2 separate regions of the Homo sapiens genome follow, and region 1 is linked to region 2. Evidence: chromatin loops called from intact Hi-C (ENCODE). Cell type or tissue: heart left ventricle. All regions are shown on one strand. Links, peaks and the distances in the headings refer to the core of each region. The heading gives the core; the rest is flanking DNA. Region 1 overlaps TRIM33 (tripartite motif containing 33). Region 2 overlaps BCAS2 (BCAS2 pre-mRNA processing factor).

Region 1 (8,339 bases), core at 92-8,091, 160 kb after region 2:
TCTGGACACAGCTGAGAGAAACTGGTTGATGTCTGCTAATGGTTACACATGCGTCCCTGACTTTGTGACTAGGTCTGATTTCCAATAATTTTTTAGCTGGGTTATAATAATCTTGAGTTCTGTGACCGGTAGGTAGAATTCCAAATATTCTTATATGCATTGATATTCATTTTGACTTACTACTTTTTAGGTTTATCCAATTCTCACACACCTGTGAGACCCCCAAGTACTTCTAGTACTGGCAGTCGAGGCAGGTGAGTATATTGATAATTATTTTTTTCCTTTTTGTTAAGAAAAATAGCAAATATGTATAATAAAAGTAGAATATTACAGTGAACCCCTTTATACTTAACACTCAGCTTTAACAGTGATCAAATAATGGCCAATCTTGTTTCTTCTATACTTCTGCCAATTCCTTTCTGGTCTGAATTATTTTGAAACAAATCTCAGTCATTTCACTCGTGACTGTTTCAGTATATATCACTTAATGAAAGGAACTTTAAAAATTTATAACCACAGAACCATGATCACACCTAAAAAAATTTAACAACTCATTCTTTAATATCAGTAGAGATCCAGTTAATGTTTAGTGTTCCCAATTTTTGCAACAAATGCCTTTGAAAAAAAAACCAGATGATTTCTTTGAATCAGATGCAAATAAGCTCTATACATTGCCATCAGTTTATTTGTTTACATCACTATCAGTTAATTTGTTGTAAAAATGTAGTTTCTCCTACAGTGTTTTCCCGATTTCTCCATCTTGTCATTTAAGTACATTGCCTCCTGTTTTTCTGTCTATTTTGGTATTTAGGTCAAGAGGGTTGATCAGATTTAGGTTTGATTTGGGGGAAGGGAGAGCAAGAAGACTTGGTAGTGTAGTGGTGGCATATACTTCCTTTGGGGCGAATTATGCCTGGTTGGGGGTTTTTGTGATGGCAACCGTTAATAATCATTGTTTAGCTCTATTATTTTTCTGCTGGTTGAAATATTACATTTTAATTATTGTATCATTCTTTATTTCTTTAGAATATTTCTGTAAAGAGAAGCTTTCTGTCATCAACTATTGGGTTATAGGAAAGATAGGATAAATTCTTTCTGTTTATTTCCCTGCTTTTGTGGTAATGAATTGATTTCCAACACCCTCCAACAGTGACAGTTTTATTGTTATTACCTTTATGGACTGAGATATTTAAACATACTTTATATATTTTAATCCATTATATATGTTACGTCTGTATGTATGTATATTGAACACTGAACATTATTCCATCTTTGTCCTGTCAAAGCTTTCTCAGGCTTGCTCCTTAGTCCTTTTGCTATAATCACAGCAGTCTTTTTTAAGCTTCCATGTTTCCTGTGAAACAGCATTTCGGGTTCATTTTGTACATTTCATGCTTCAGACCTGGAATCAGCCACTTTCCCAGGAAGTTCTGGTAGTGTTAGCAGGAAAGCAGGAAAATAGTGTTTGAGGATAATATTCTAGTACTAATAGCACTCATTGCTACTGAATTGTTCATTGTTTCTTAGGCCTTTTCAGTGGACAGAGCTAAGAAATAGGAGTGTGTGTGTGTGCGTGTGTGTGTGTGAAGAAAGTGCTTCAAACCATAAAATGTGTTTTTAGGGTCTTCTGAAAGTTGCTGCATAATTTTAAAGAGTTTTAAGCTAGGCTTTATACCACATTCCCCTTAACTACATTATGAGGTATCCTTATCTTCTGTAAAGTTAATTGTCTATTGTCTTCACTTTAGTGAACATTACTTTTCATATAATTGTTTTTATTTATACCATATAGTCAAACGTATGTGATCTTTATTTGTTGTTTCTTATTAGCTGTGGGTCATCAGGAAGAACTGCTGAGAAGACAAGTCTTAGTTTCAAATCTGATCAGGTGAAGGTCAAGCAAGAACCTGGGACTGAAGATGAAATATGTAGCTTTTCAGGAGGTGTAAAACAAGAAAAAACAGAGGATGGCAGGAGGAGTGCTTGCATGGTAAGCTCCCACTGGAGTCTGACAGGGACTTAAGGACATCACTTCATTGATTCTTTCAGCTCTGAGTATATTAAGACTAAGTAGTGGGTCTAGAAACATTTATTTTTGAAATTTCATGCCTGGCACAAGCCAGATATCTCTTTTTCTAACTCAACTTTTTTGTCTAAGAGTCAGCTGTAATTAATCAGAAAAGACTTAATTGTATTAAGTACTCATTTGAAATTATCTTTGAATTTGTATTTAGTCAATATTCTTCCCATGATGCTAAATCAGATTGTATCTTGTCCTGAAATTATTATTTCAGTAGTCACATTGAATCTCAGGCCACAAAAGATCTTTGGGATTCTCCTGGACCTGTGAGCTCAGCATTAAGATTGCTGACATGAAAGAAATTTATTGATCAGAGTTTTGTGATAGGAAGTTTGTCTTTTGGCTTACGTATTACTAATCATTCTGGAGTTCCTTGAGTGGAACATTTATAAAATTTCTAATACAGAATGAAGGAAGGCCAAGCCCCTCTTGGTTTAAATATTTTGATTTTTGTTTTCTCTTTCTGACCGGGCTTCTTTTTCCTTTTTTATATGGTTGGCACATGGGAATTCATCTCAAGGTATTGGTATATTTAACACAGTATATATAGATTCAGAGAGCAAGAGATTCAGCCTTGGTTTTGGAGTATTGTTACGTCTTCATCCAGAACTTGGTTTAGAAAGTACCCCCATAAAAAAAATGGGTGCCAAGGTTGGTGAACAATTTCTTTTATGTTGTTGCAGCCTTCCTACAATATAGTAGAATGATAGGTGAGCAGAAGAATATTATAGAATGCTTCTAAAATGCTATGCAAAAGATTCTGGGTGTGAAAAGGGGTGTGCCATAATTAGCTCTCTCAAGGAAAAGTATAACCCTATGCTCACTTCCCAATCAATAGCTTAACAGTTTAATTAATTTACTTATTATTTGAGTGAGACATTATCAGAGGAGCAGACCCCTTAAAATCATATGTTAGCGTGCCTGAATAATTTTGGGGTTATTGTCATTTCTTTATGGCACTATTGTGATCTATAAAATAAATTTGTTACGTCAGTATATCTATATGCATATTCACATAACTGTTAAATACACATATGGCATACAATAAAGATTAAATGATTCTTCAAGAATTTGTCATCGTTTTGTTTTAGTTGAGCAGTCCTGAGAGTAGCTTGACACCACCTCTCTCAACCAACCTGCATCTAGAAAGTGAATTGGATGCATTGGCAAGCCTGGAAAACCATGTGAAAATTGAACCTGCAGATATGAATGAAAGCTGCAAACAGTCAGGGCTCAGCAGCCTTGTTAATGGAAAGTCCCCAATTCGAAGCCTCATGCACAGGTCGGCAAGGATTGGAGGAGATGGCAACAATAAAGATGATGACCCAAATGAAGACTGGTGTGCTGTCTGCCAAAACGGAGGAGATCTCTTGTGCTGCGAAAAATGTCCAAAGGTCTTTCATCTAACTTGTCATGTTCCAACACTACTTAGCTTTCCAAGGTACCAGTGAAATAATTGATTTTTGGTGTTGATTTTCATAAGCTAAAAATAAATAACAGAAGAATGTTCAGGGCAGATGGCCTTCTAACCAGTGCATAGTATTTCTATAAAACAGGGAGCCTGTTATTCTTTTGGTATTAGCTTCCAGAGAAACTAACAATAAAATATCTAAGATCTAAGTAGTACATTAATGTTAAAGAGTAGATTTCATCTCCTGGCCTTTAGTTTATATTCAGTATAAGGAAAATAGATAAAACTCTAAATTAATAGGGGGCTAAGGTTACAAAACCTGCAGTCTGGTTCTAATTCTGTAGTAAGCTTGAGCAATTCACTAATTATCAGGGATCAGTTTTTGCATCTACAAGTGGTAGGTTTTGGTTTAGCAGAGCTGTAGTTCTTCCCTTCCATTTATTATTTTATGTTCATGCAACCTCTTGTCTCTTGATTTCAGAGACCATAAAATAGTAGAGTCATACTTGTTTTTTTCAGTCTTCTCCTTCCTCTCTTGTCCCCCAATTTCTTTTTGGTGAAAGTAAGTCAGTATTCTTGGGGTAAACCCAGCTTTTTTCTTGCTATAAATTGAAAAAAAAAAAAAAAAAAGATATATCTTCTCAAATTCCTGAGAAGCAGTAACTTTAATTGAATAATAGTGCCCTCTTTGAAAGTGTTAACCTTTTGGATTAGAAAACTAGTAGATATTTAAACAGTGCCAGAATATTTTTCTGAAGAATTGTAATTTCTTACCTAAGTCTTTGGAGATAGAGTTATTTGCTAGAGATGTAATAAGGGCCTTCTTTTTCTTTACTCTTATTTAGAAAAGAAAAGCATTGGCACTTTGATCTTGAAATTAAGAATTTTCTTTTCTTTGGGTAGTAATATTTACTGGAATGTCAGAATTTTGCCACTGAATGCCTTCTTTCAATAGCAAATGCTTTGAAAGGGTTGTAAAATGTTGGCGTAAATTAGCCAGGTGTGGTAGCTCACACCTGTAATCCCAGCACTTTGGGAGGCTGAGGCAGGCGGAGCACTTGAGGTCAGGAGTTTGAGACCAGCCTGGCCAACATGGCAAAACCCCATCTCTACTAAAAATACAAAAAAAAAAAGAACTTAGCCAGGCATGGTGGCACACACCTTGTAGTCCCAGTTACTCGGAGAGCTGAGCCAGGAGAATTGCTTGAACCTGGGAAGCAGAGGTTGCCATGAGCCGAGATTGTACCACTGCACTCTAGCCTGGGTGACAGAGCAGGACTCCGTCTCTAAAAAAGAAAAACAAATAGATTGGTTAGTACAATCCCTAGATTTAGGATCTATGTATATATCTCTCTATATATCTCCATGTATCTGTTTATATAGAGAGAGGGAGTGAATCATTTTAGAATTCATAGTTTGATAAGAAATCCTGATAAAAACAAAGTATATACTTGGCAGGGTTAAAAGATAGGAGGTAGCCGGGCATAGTGGCTTACACCTGTAATCCCAGCACTTTGGGAGGCCAAGGCAGGTGGATCACTTGAGGCTAGGAGTTTGAGACCAGCCTGGCCACCATGGTGAAAAAACCCAATCTCTACTAAAAATACAAAAATTGGCCAGGCATGGTGGCGGGTGCCTGTGATCTCAGCACTTTGGGAGGCCAAGGTAGGCAGATCACCTGAGGTCAGGAGTTGCCTGGTCAACATGGTGAAACCCCATACAAATATTACAAAAATTAGCTGGGCATGGTAGCAGGCCCCTGTGATCCCAGCTACGTAGGAGGCTGAGGCATGAGAATTGCTTGAACCCGGGAGGCAGAGGTTGGAGTGAGCCAGGATCGTGCCACTGTGTACTCCAGCCTGGAGGACCCAGTGAAACTGTGTCTCAAAAAAAATAGAAAAATCTGCCGGTCATGATGGTGCACGCCTGTAATCCCAGCTCCTAGGGAGGCTGAGGTACAAGAATCGCTTGAACCCGAGAGGCGGAGGTTGCAGTGAACCAAGATTATGCCACTGCCCTCCAGCCTGGGCAAGGGGGAGATTCTGTCTCCAAAAAAAAGGAGGTATATATACATGTGCTTGTGCCTGCAGGTATGTGTTTGTGTGTTCTAGGTTTTGACCACGAAAAAAGAACTGATTTACTTGTGGCATTTTAATACATGCCAAAACAGTACAAGATACCTGAGAAACTCTGCAACCTGTGCTCTTCTTCTTCATAAATAACTGAGTCCACATAATGGTGATACTGGGATCTGAGAGAATTGGTCTTAGGCCTTATGCTGCAAGTACTGCTCATCACTACTAAGAGACCCCCTTTTAATGCGGAGGTGCCATTTTTATAATGCATTCCAGAAAGTAATCAATTGATGCGTGACTAGGAAAATTTAGAGGAGTTTTTAATCACATGACTTCACCTGACGAGATTTCACAACTATAAAACCTCCCTTTTTTCAAAAAATTATTAAGAAAATAAACCAGGCCCCAGTCCAGGGAAGTAGCTTCTCTAGAGCAGGCTTTCTTATAATTACGTGGACTAATTGCCTATTTCCCTGTCTAGTGGGGACTGGATATGCACATTTTGTAGAGATATTGGAAAGCCAGAAGTTGAATATGATTGTGATAATTTGCAACATAGTAAGAAGGGGAAAACTGCGCAGGGGTTAAGCCCCGTGGACCAAAGGGTAAGTGTCAAATAAGTTGATTTGTCACTGGGATTCAGTAGTTGTCTGCCTATATATACACCTTTTTTTTTCCTGTGTAGCATACACAAAACCTGATAACATTTAATTTTTAATCCTGTCATCTGATGGTATATTGATGATTTCTGAAGTCTTTTTTTCCTCTAACCCTGAACTACAGACCCTTCTATCCAGATTCCTCAAACTTAACATGTCCCAACTAAAATCTTAATTTCTAATCCTCTCCCTCCAAGCACAAAACCAAGCAAATAACGACATAAAAAACTGTATTCCTCCCCCAGTATTCCCCTTAATTGAATGATACCACCATTCATTTCTGTTGCTCAGGTTAGAAACCTATTAGAAATGAAATAATAATAACTATAATATGATTTTCTTACCTTACATCATAATTTCTCATCTGGACTATTGTAGTGATCTCTTAACTGCTCTCCCCGCTTCTGCTCTTGACCTTTATAGTTTGTTTTCTGTATTAAACAGTGTTCTTTTTAAAAAAGTAAACAAGTCTATCATTTCCTTGCTTAAAATCCTCTAATAGCTTCTCATCATATTAAAAATGGAAACTCTCTCCTTACTTTACTCAGATTTTTACCAATCTGGCCTGTAGTCTGATTGCCAAAGACAGACTCTTTTGCATTGTCGTGTGGTCATTAGAGTTAAGTTTGGCTCTACTCTGGTGTATATACTGGTAAAAACCCTCATCCACTATCTGTGAAGACAAGATACGTGTTTAGGGTATACAAACTTGTATTAAAAGAAGTTTAGATAAATAGAAGACTGTGAATGTAAAATGCATTTCAGTTTACTCATGATTGGGTAAAAAAATATTTTTGGAGTTAGACTGAGAAGGCCATTTTCATTTTGAACCTGACTGGAATCATTTGAAGAAAGGGGATGATAACTTTCAACATTTGTCTTGCCTGTCTAAGGAATTACCATGAGGAGCAACAGTGATAATTTATTTACTTATTTATTTATTACCAAGTAATTTATAAATTTTTGCACAAAGTGTTAGATGTTGCTTTTGTGACTCCCTTCCATAAATTACCTTAGTTATCTTCCATTCTTACTTAAAGTAGAACAAAAGATAGTCTGAAAACAAAATGAGAAGCAAGGGAATTTTCTTTGGGTGTTTATGTTTAGTTGAGTATCTAGTAAACAGGGGGCTTGTGTTCAGTTTGTTGTAATCAAACTTTGTTGTGATATAGTTCTCATTCTCGAGAATGTTTTATTAGGAGAAAAATATTTCATGTGCTTTCCTTTCCTTGTTTGGGCCAGAAATGTGAACGTCTTCTGCTTTACCTCTATTGCCATGAATTAAGTATTGAATTCCAGGAGCCTGTTCCTGCTTCGGTGAGTTGCCTACCTTAGTAGCTCGGTGGGGAAGTCTCATAATACTTAAGAGTATGGGCTCTGGCGGCCGGGCGCGGTGGCTCACGCCTGTAATCCCAGCACTTTGGGAGGCCGAGGCAGGCGGATCACGAGGTCAGGAAATAGAGACCACGGTGAAACCCCGTGTCTACTAAAAATACAAAAAACTAGCCGGGCACGGTGGCGGGCACCTGTAGTCCCAGCTACTCCGGAGGCTGAGGCAGGAGAATGGCATGAACCCGGGAGGCGGAGCTTGCAGTGAGCCGAGATCGCGCCACTGCACTCCAGCCTGGGCGACAGAGCGAGACTCCGTCTCAAAAAAAAAAAGAAAAAAAAAAAAAAGAGTATGGCCTTAGACTAAGTTGTATTACACCTCAGCCTTCTGGAATAAGCTCTTCAACCTCTCTAAGACTCAAGTTTTCTGACACGATTTTTTACCTCATTGGGTTGTTCTGAGGATTATATAAAATAACCTATGTAAAATATTTAGCATAGTCTATAGTCATTGAGTTTTGTAAGGAATAAAGGCTCTAAAATGCTGCAATAAAAGGAAGATTAGAGGTGTTTGGTGCCTAATAAGTGGGGTAAGAATATTCTACACACATTTTATTGCTAGCCATCAGTTGTTGAATAGTACATTATTACATACCAGGCCTGTTAGAGAATATTAAATGGTAGTTGACTTGTTTACTGGGTAGCCTGAGAAATGAATTTTAAATCACAAAAGGTATAGACAGAAGGAAGATGTTTTGTACAAGCAGTAATCATCTGTTTCTGGA
Region 2 (8,339 bases), core at 135-8,134:
AAGGTTGAAGCTGCAGTGAGTCATAATCACACCACTGCACTCCAGCCTGGGCAACAGAGCAAGACCTAGTCTTTAAAAAAAAAAAAAGGAAAAAAATTATTTTATAAAATCTTGTAGGGAGGGAGATTTCATACTTGGTAATTTTTTTGTACCTCAGGTTTATGCATTTTTAAAAATGTTCTTTTACATACACACATGTATACCTTTATACAATATAATCTTGAATATTTGTGTCATTTCTCTCTTCCTTTTTGCTTGGCCATTCCCTTTCTCCCTTCATTACTCAAGTCATTCTTGTTCCACCGTCTCCATGTACGTCTTACCAGTCTCGTTGGTACCCTTTCACGCTTTTTCCTCAATTTAATAAACTATTGCCTCTTTCCTTTTTGTTGATTAAATACTATCTTCATCACTCTTTCCTCTTTCTTCTGGTTTGCAAGTTCTCTCATCTGTTTCTAATTTGCTTTTTTATTAAACTTTTATTTTTAGATAATTATAGATTCACATGCAATTGTAAGAAATAATACAGAGAGCCAGGTGTGGTGACTCACATTGTAATCCTAGTGCCTTGGTAGGCCAAGGTAGGAGGATTGCTTGAAGCCAGGAGTTCAAGCCAGCCTGGGCAACATAACGAGACCCTGTCTCTACAAAAAAATGCTTTTAAATGAGCCAGGCATGATGGCATGCACCTGTAGTCTAAGCTCTTCAGGAGGCTGAGGTTGGAGGATTGCTTGAGCTCAGGAGTTCCAGGCTAGTGAGCTGTGATCACACCACTGCATTTCAGCCTAGGCAACAGAGCAAGACCCTGTCTCTGGAAAAAAAAAAAAAAAAAAAAAAAAGAATACAGAGAGATTCCATGTACCCTTTACCTACTTTTCCACAATTGTGCCTTGATTTTTTTTTAATGGAAAGTTGAAAGTGAAGGTTAGGCCAGGCATGGTAGCTCATGCCTGTAATCCCAGCACATTAGGAGACCGAGGTGGGTGGATCACCTGGGGTCAGGAGTTTGAGACCAGCCTGGCCAACGTGGTGAAACCCCATCTCTACTAAAAATACAAAAAAGTAGCCAGCTGTGGTGGCGTGTGCCTGTAATCCAGCTACTCGGGAGGCTGAGTCAGGAGAATCCCTTGAACCCGGGAGGCGGAGGTTGCAGTGAGCTGAGGTTGCGCCATTGTTCTCCAGCCTGGGCAACAAGAGCGAGACTCCGTCTCAAAAAAAAAAAAAAAGTGAAGGTTAGTGTTATAGCTCTGGGTGAACATGTGTATACATTTAAAATAAAATCTTCTAAGAGAAGTTTTACATTGAGTAATTTTTTTCTTTTCTTCCCCCCCATTCTAGTTGGGTATCCCTGGTCAGTAAGAATTATGAGATTGAACGGACTATTGTTCAGCTAGAAAATGAAATCTATCAAATTAAGCAGCAACATGGAGAGGCAAACAAAGAAAACATCCGGCAAGACTTCTGAAAAGACAATTTAGCAGGTAGAAGAAAAGTTGGGCTTTCACAAAAGGCATCTGAACTTTTAATGAACTTTGAAGGACAACAGCATCTTCCCAAAACCATTGATGTTTAAGTGTTTAGAAATCATAGAAGGTGTAGGCTGCTGTGGTAATTCTATTTGTATATCTCAACAGAATTAAAATGTCTAGCTTGGTGGTATTTTTATAGCCATAAAAGAAAATCTTTAGGCTTTCAAAATAAGGATGACTTTAGAATAATATTGTGTCATAGAATTAATTTTCAGCCATGTGGACCATATTTTGTATCCAAGGATCCTTATTTAAAGCTTTCAACATGTACAGGAAGTTGGAAATTTTTGGTTTATGACTTTGTCTAATAAAGAGATAGTTCTAAACACATTCTTGATCACCAAACAACTTCAGAAAGACAGTGACTGTACAGTTATCATTATCATCATCATCGTCATCATCATAGGTAACAGTTATATCAAGCTTAATATGTGCTGAACATTGTTCTGAACACTTTAGGTAGATGAACTAGATGTATGTGAATAAAAATTATTTGGTCCTCACAAAAACCTCAGGAGGCGGTTACTGTTTTTCTCATATGTGGACATGTAACAGACACCAGTTAAATAACATAACTTGCCAGAGTTTTATAGCTGAAAGTGTCAGCTTTTTTATAGAAAGTTGTCAGTCAGGTTTTGAACCCAATAGTCCAGCTCCAGAGTTAATGTTCTTACTTCTCTACTTGTAAGGAATTAAATTGTGTAAAAGATTCCTGCCCAATTCAGAAAAAATATTTGCAACATATCAAAAGGTAGTGTTGCTAGGTGTGGTGGCTCACGTCTGTAATCCCAGTGCTTTGAGAGGCTGAGGCAGGAGGATCACTTGTGTCCAGGAGTTCAAGGCCACCATAAGCTATGATTGTGACACTGCACGCCAGCCTGGGTGACAGAGCAAGACCCTGTCTCAAACGAAGCAAGGTAGTCTTAATGTATAAAGACTGACTGAAAATTATTGCAAGGTCAGTGGCTCACACCTGTAATCCCAGCACTTTGGGAAGCTGAGGTGGGCAGATCACGAGGTCGAGAGATCGAGACCATCCTGGCCAACATGGTGAAACGTCATCTCTACTGAAAATACAAAAATTAGCTGGGCATGGTGGCATGCGCCTGTAGTCCCAGCTACTCGGGAGGCTGAGGCAGGAGAATCGCTTACACCCAGGAGGCAGAGGTTGCAGTGAGCCGAGATTGCACCACTGCACTCCAGCCTGGCGACAGAGTTAGACTCTGTCTCAAAAAAAAAAAATTACTGAGAGGTGTTCATCTCAATAACTGATAAATATAAATTTGAAAAATCTAAAAATTATTTTTCAATTTTGAAAAAATAAAAGGATGTTCATTATAATACAAAATAAACCTAGAACTTTTTGATCTGTGATATTGATAAATGGTTAGTACTTTCGAAAGTACCTTAATACAATTGAGAGCCCCATTTCTTTTTGTTTGTTTGTTTTGTTTTGTTTTGCACTTGTTGCCCAGGCTGGAGTTCAATGGTCTGATCTTGGCTCACCGCAACCTCCACCTCCTGGGTTCAAACAATTCTCCTGCCTCAGCCTCCTAAGTAGCTGGGATTACAGGCATGTGCCACTTCGCCCGGCTGATTTTGTATTTTTAGTAGAGACGGGATTGCTCCATGTTGGTCAGGCTGGTCTCAAACTCCCTACCTCAGGTGATCTGCCCAAGTCAGCCTCCCAAAGTGCTGAGATTACAGGTGTAAGCCACCACGCCTAGCGAGAGCCACATTTCTGTGTTGAAGATAGGGATTGTAGGAATGAACGCATATGGAGTGTTGTCATCCATCTCTTCATTGCCCACCCTCGAACTTCTCTCAGAAGGAAATTGGAAGAGTTGTGGAGTATCTGACCAGCCTAAGAGAAAAGACCTACTACAGTTGTTGAAATTGAGAGTTTCCCAACAAATGACCAAGCCAGGACACAGAGCAGAGAGGCTCAACAAACCACCCCGCAACCAACACAGCTTCTAAACCGTGCTTTAGCTCCCGACTTTTAAACATGAATAGACAGTTGAGGATCACCAGATAAGGCAGTTCTACATTGTGAAAGATAAGGAGTAAAACAAATCTGGGAAAGACTATGGAGAAATAGATGATGCAAGAAGAAAAAAATTGTTTTTAAGAAATATATCCTCAGGTTGGGTGTGATGGCTCATGTCTAAATCCCAGCACTTTGGGAGGCCAAGGTGGGAGGATAACTTGAGCCCAGAAATTTGAGACTAGCCTGGGCAACGTAGTGAGACCCCCATCTTTACAAAAAATAAAAGAATTAGCCAGACATGGTGTTGTGCGCCTATAGTCTCAGCTACTTGGGGGGCTGAGGGAGGAGGATTGCTTGAGTCCAGGAATTCAAGCCTTTAATGAACTATGATTGTGACACTGCACTCCAGCCTGAGTGACAGAGCCGGACCGTGTCTCAAAAAAAAAATCCTCAGAGGAGATACTGCAGCCATAATAATATATAAGATGTTATTAAGAAACAGAACAAAACAGCTTGTCGAAATTAAAAAATATGGTAGCAGGAATTAAAATTCAATGGGAAAGTTAGGAATTAAAGTTGACACACTCAAAGAAAGTGGAGGCAACAAAGACAAACATGGAAAACAGAGAAGAGAAAATAGGAGGACTGGTCTGGAAAGTCAGTAGCCGAATAACCTGAGAAAACAGGAGGGAAGAAGTCATCAAAATAATTCAGAATTTTCCAGAACTGATTGATTGATAGAATTTCCAGAGTCAAAAGGTCACTGCACAATGGATGAAAATAGACCAACTCCGGAGCATGTTACTTGTGAGATATGAGAACACCCAAGCACACGAAGATTCTGCAGGCGTGTAGGGGGGACGGAGGGGCGGATTGTTACATATAAAGGATCAAGAATCAAAATGTCTTCACGCTTCTCAACAACATCTTTGGAAGCTAGAAAGAAGATAATGTAGAAGTGCCTTTGGAATTCTTACAAAAAATTATTTCCAACCTAGAACTCTTTACATAGCCAAATTATAAGCCAAGGGTTATGGTAGAATAAAGACACTTGGAGATATATGAGATCTCAAAAGCATTTACTTCCTGAATATCATTTCTCAAGGGGCTGCTGAAGGATGTGTGCTCTTCCAGCCAAACACAGGGAAGCAGTGACGGGACTCTTCCAAAGAGCTTGGTGAAGGGCTGTCTGTCAGGATTATATATGTACACTCCGTAGAAGGCAACGGGTTCAGATTGGAACACTGTGGCTCATGAGAGCTGTCATCACAAAGATGGCTGCTATCGTTGTACCATCATTTTACACTGAGAAACAGCCCAGGGGAAAACTGGCCCACAATCTGACCGTGTTCTTCCCCACCACACGCAGGTTATTGGGATGCAAGTGGTGGTTGGTTACATGAGTAAGTTATTTAGTGGTGATTTGTAAGATTTTGGTGCATCCATCACCCAAGCAGTATATGCTGCACCCCATTTGTAGTCTTTTATCCATTGCCCCACTCCCACCCTTTCTCCCGAGTCCCCAAGACTGTGTTCTGTGTTCTAATGAAGTTCCTGTTCCTTCTTTGACCTGCTGGAAATGTTCTACTATGTACCTACTCTTGGAGAGCTTGCAAGTAGAAAATTCATAGGAGTTCATCCCTGAATTTATGCCTGCCAAATGCATGTTCCAGCCTGGCCAGAAACCCCAACAATATTAAGCCCTTTGTTTCCAAGAAATCACTTAAAGCTTTGTTCCCTCACTTCCCCAGAATAGGCTTTGTGACTGTCAGGGAAGCTGAAGCCAGACCAGCTTATTTTTCCTTGGGAGCTTTCATCCAACCATTGAAATTGTGCCTTTTATTTACAAAGGTAGGCTGTGCTTACTTCACAGTTTTTATATTAATTACCTTTCATATTCATTTACATGTAGATAGTTGTGGAAGGCTGCAAAATGGCCCCTAAAGATGTCCAGATCTTAATCCCTGGAACCTGTTAATGTGTTACTTTCCATGGCAAAAGAACTTTGCACATGTGATTAAGGCTCTTAAAGTGAGATTATCCTGGATTATTTGGGTAGATCCAATGTAATCCCAAGGGTCTTTTTTTTTTTTTTTTTCAGGATCTCATAGTAAAGTTTAAGGAAAATGGTGCATGCTAAATTTGGATACATATCAAGTTTTTGGGTTTTTTTTAATATATATTTTTTATTATACTTTAAGTTCTAGGGTACATATGCACAACGTGCAGGTTTGTTACATATGTATACATGTGCCATGTTGGTGTGCTGCACCCATTAACTCGTCATTTACATTAGTTATATCTCCTAATGCTATCCCTCCCCGCTCCCCCTACCCCACAACAGGCCCCGGTGTGTGATGTTCCCCTTCCTGTGTCCGCGTGTTCTCATTGTTCAATTCCCACCTATGAGTGAGAACATGCGGTGTTTGGTTTTTTGTCCTTGCGATAGTTTGCTGAGAATGATAGTTTCCAGCTTCATCCATGTCCCTACAAAGACATGAACTCATCATTTTTTATGGCTGCATGGTATTCTATGGTGTATATATGCCACATTTTCTTAATTCAGTCTATTGTTGGACATTTGGGTTGGTTCCAAGTCTTTGCTATTGTGAATAGTGCCACAATAAACATGTGTGCGTGTGTCTTTATAGCAGCATGACTTACAATCCTTTGGGAATATACCCAGTAGTGGGATGGCTGGGTCAAATGGTATTTCTAGTTCTAGGTCCCTGAGGAGTCGCCACACTGTCTTCCACAATGGTTGAACTAATTTACAGTCCCACCAACATGTGTTCCTATTTCTCCACATCCTCTCCAGCACCTGTTGTTTTCCTGACTTTTTAATGATGGCCCTTCTAACTGGTGTGAGATGGTATCTCATTGTGGTTTTGATTTGCATTTCTCTGATGGCCAGTGATGATGAGCATTTTTTCATGTGTCTTTTGGCTGCATAAATGTCTTCTTTTGAGAAGTGTCTGTTCATATCCTTTGCCCACTTGTTGATGGGGTTGTTTTTCTCTTGTAAATTTGTTTGAGTTCTTTGTAGATTCTGGATATTAGCCCTTTGTCAGACGAGTAGGTTGCAAAACTTTTCTCCCATTCTGTAGGTTGCCTGTTCACTCTGATGGTAGTTTCTTTTGCTGTGCAGAAGCTCTTTAGTTTAATTAGATCCCATTTGTCAATTTTGGCTTTTGTTGCCATTGCTTTTGGTGTTTTAGACATGAAGTCTTTGCCCATTCCTATGTCCTGAATGGTATTGCCTTGGTTTTCTTCTAGGGTTTTTATGGTTTTAGGTCTAACATTTAAGTCTTTAATCCATCTTGAATTAATTTTTGTATAAGGTGTAAGGAAGGGATCCAGTTTCAGCTTTCTACATATGGCTAGCCAGTTTTCCCAGCACCATTTGTTAAATAGGGAATCCTTTCCCCATTTCTTTTTTTTTGTCAGGTTTGTCAAAGATCAGATGGTTGTAGATGTGTGGTATTATTTTTGAGGGCTCTGTTCTGTTCCATTGGTCTATATCTCTGTTTTGGTACCAGTACCATACTGTTTTGGTTACTGTAGACTTTGGGGGCAGGGCATAGCCAAACAAAAGGCAGCAGAAACCTCTGCAGACTTAAATGTCCCTGTCTGACAGCTTTGAAGAGAGTAGTGGTTCTCCCAGCACGGAGTTTGAGATCTGAGAACGGACAGACTGCCTCCTCAAGTGGGTCCCTGACCCCTGAGTAGCCTAACTGGGAGGCACCCCCCAGTAGGGGCAGACTGACACCTCACACGGCCAGGTACCCCTCTGAGACGAAACTTCCAGAGGAATGATCAGGCAGCACCATTTGCTGTTCTGCGGCCACTGCTGCTGATACCCAGGCAAACAGGGTCTGGAGTGGACCTCCAAGGGTCTTTTTAAGAGGGAGGTAGAAGGTGGAAGGTTAGAGAGGAGAAAGGTTGCTAACCTGCAGGCCTTAAAGATGAAGGAAGGGGACCATGAGCTGAGGAATGCAGGTGGTGTCTAGAAACTAGAAAAGGCAAGGAAACAAATCTCCCATCAGAGTGTTGGCCAGGAGAAACTGCTTTGCGGACCCACTTTGTTCTGACTTTCAGAATTGTAAGATGATAAATATGTTTTGCTTGAAACCACCCACTTTATAGCAATTTGCTACGGCACTGATAGGAAACTAATACAATAGTTGGTAAAGAGTGATGATAAATGTTGAGGAAACTAATACAATAGTTGATAAAGAATAATGATAAATGTTTGATTTAACATGGTGAAAAATCTACATATGTTTATTATAGGCAAATCAGAAAATGCAGATAAAAAGAAAATGAAAATTATTCATAAGACTGCCACTCAAGGTACTATGTTTATTTAGTGCCAGAAGAACACAGAAACCACATTTCATTTAATTTCAATACAAATTTGTTGGATACCATAGAATCAAAAATAAGTTGGACTAATGGGACACTCTGTAAACCTGTTCATGAACAGAAGTTTCTATTTCTGTTTCACCCTGCTTTCTACCCTGAGAACTAAGATTTATTATATTAGACCCACTTCACTTCCTCTATCCTTAGAAGTCTATTTCTGGATATTAGAAGTCTGTTTGCAAGTGACAGAAAGCTAACTAAAACTACCTTAAGCAGTAAAGGGGGATTTATTGGTTCATTTAATTTGTAAGCACAGAGGTGGAACTAGCTGCATCGTCAACTAAATCCAGGGATTCCAGTTGGGCATGGTGGCTCATGCCTGTAATCCTAGCACTTTGGGGAGGTTCAGGCAGGAGTTTCAGGCTGCAGTGAGCTATGATCACACAGCTGACTCC

What was found. Hi-C counts contacts between places; a loop is a spot of excess contacts. Peaks named below come from ENCODE experiments on the same cell type or tissue, not always from the same donor. Only the 100,000 strongest peaks of a DNase experiment are listed, where the experiment ranks them.
Region 1: it touches region 2 in a loop (2.5-fold over the local background); 4 of 110 quality-filtered maps call a loop at or near these places.

The regions. Positions count from the first base shown.
Region 1 is chr1:114,400,592-114,408,930 of GRCh38, reverse strand. TRIM33 (tripartite motif containing 33) reads left to right here. Exons shown (of 20, transcript NM_015906.4): 13 at 191-254; 14 at 1,831-1,990; 15 at 3,172-3,521; 16 at 6,048-6,171; 17 at 7,468-7,542. Among named protein-coding and RNA genes, the nearest start is that of TRIM33, 110 kb to the left of the region's middle. In heart left ventricle, for the core only: no CTCF peak of the experiment used is centred there; no DNase peak of the experiment used is centred there.
Region 2 is chr1:114,561,256-114,569,594 of GRCh38, reverse strand. BCAS2 (BCAS2 pre-mRNA processing factor) reads left to right here. Exons shown (of 7, transcript NM_005872.3): 7 at 1,339-2,038. The coding sequence ends at 1,465. Among named protein-coding and RNA genes, the nearest start is that of BCAS2, 16 kb to the left of the region's middle. In heart left ventricle, for the core only: no CTCF peak of the experiment used is centred there; no DNase peak of the experiment used is centred there.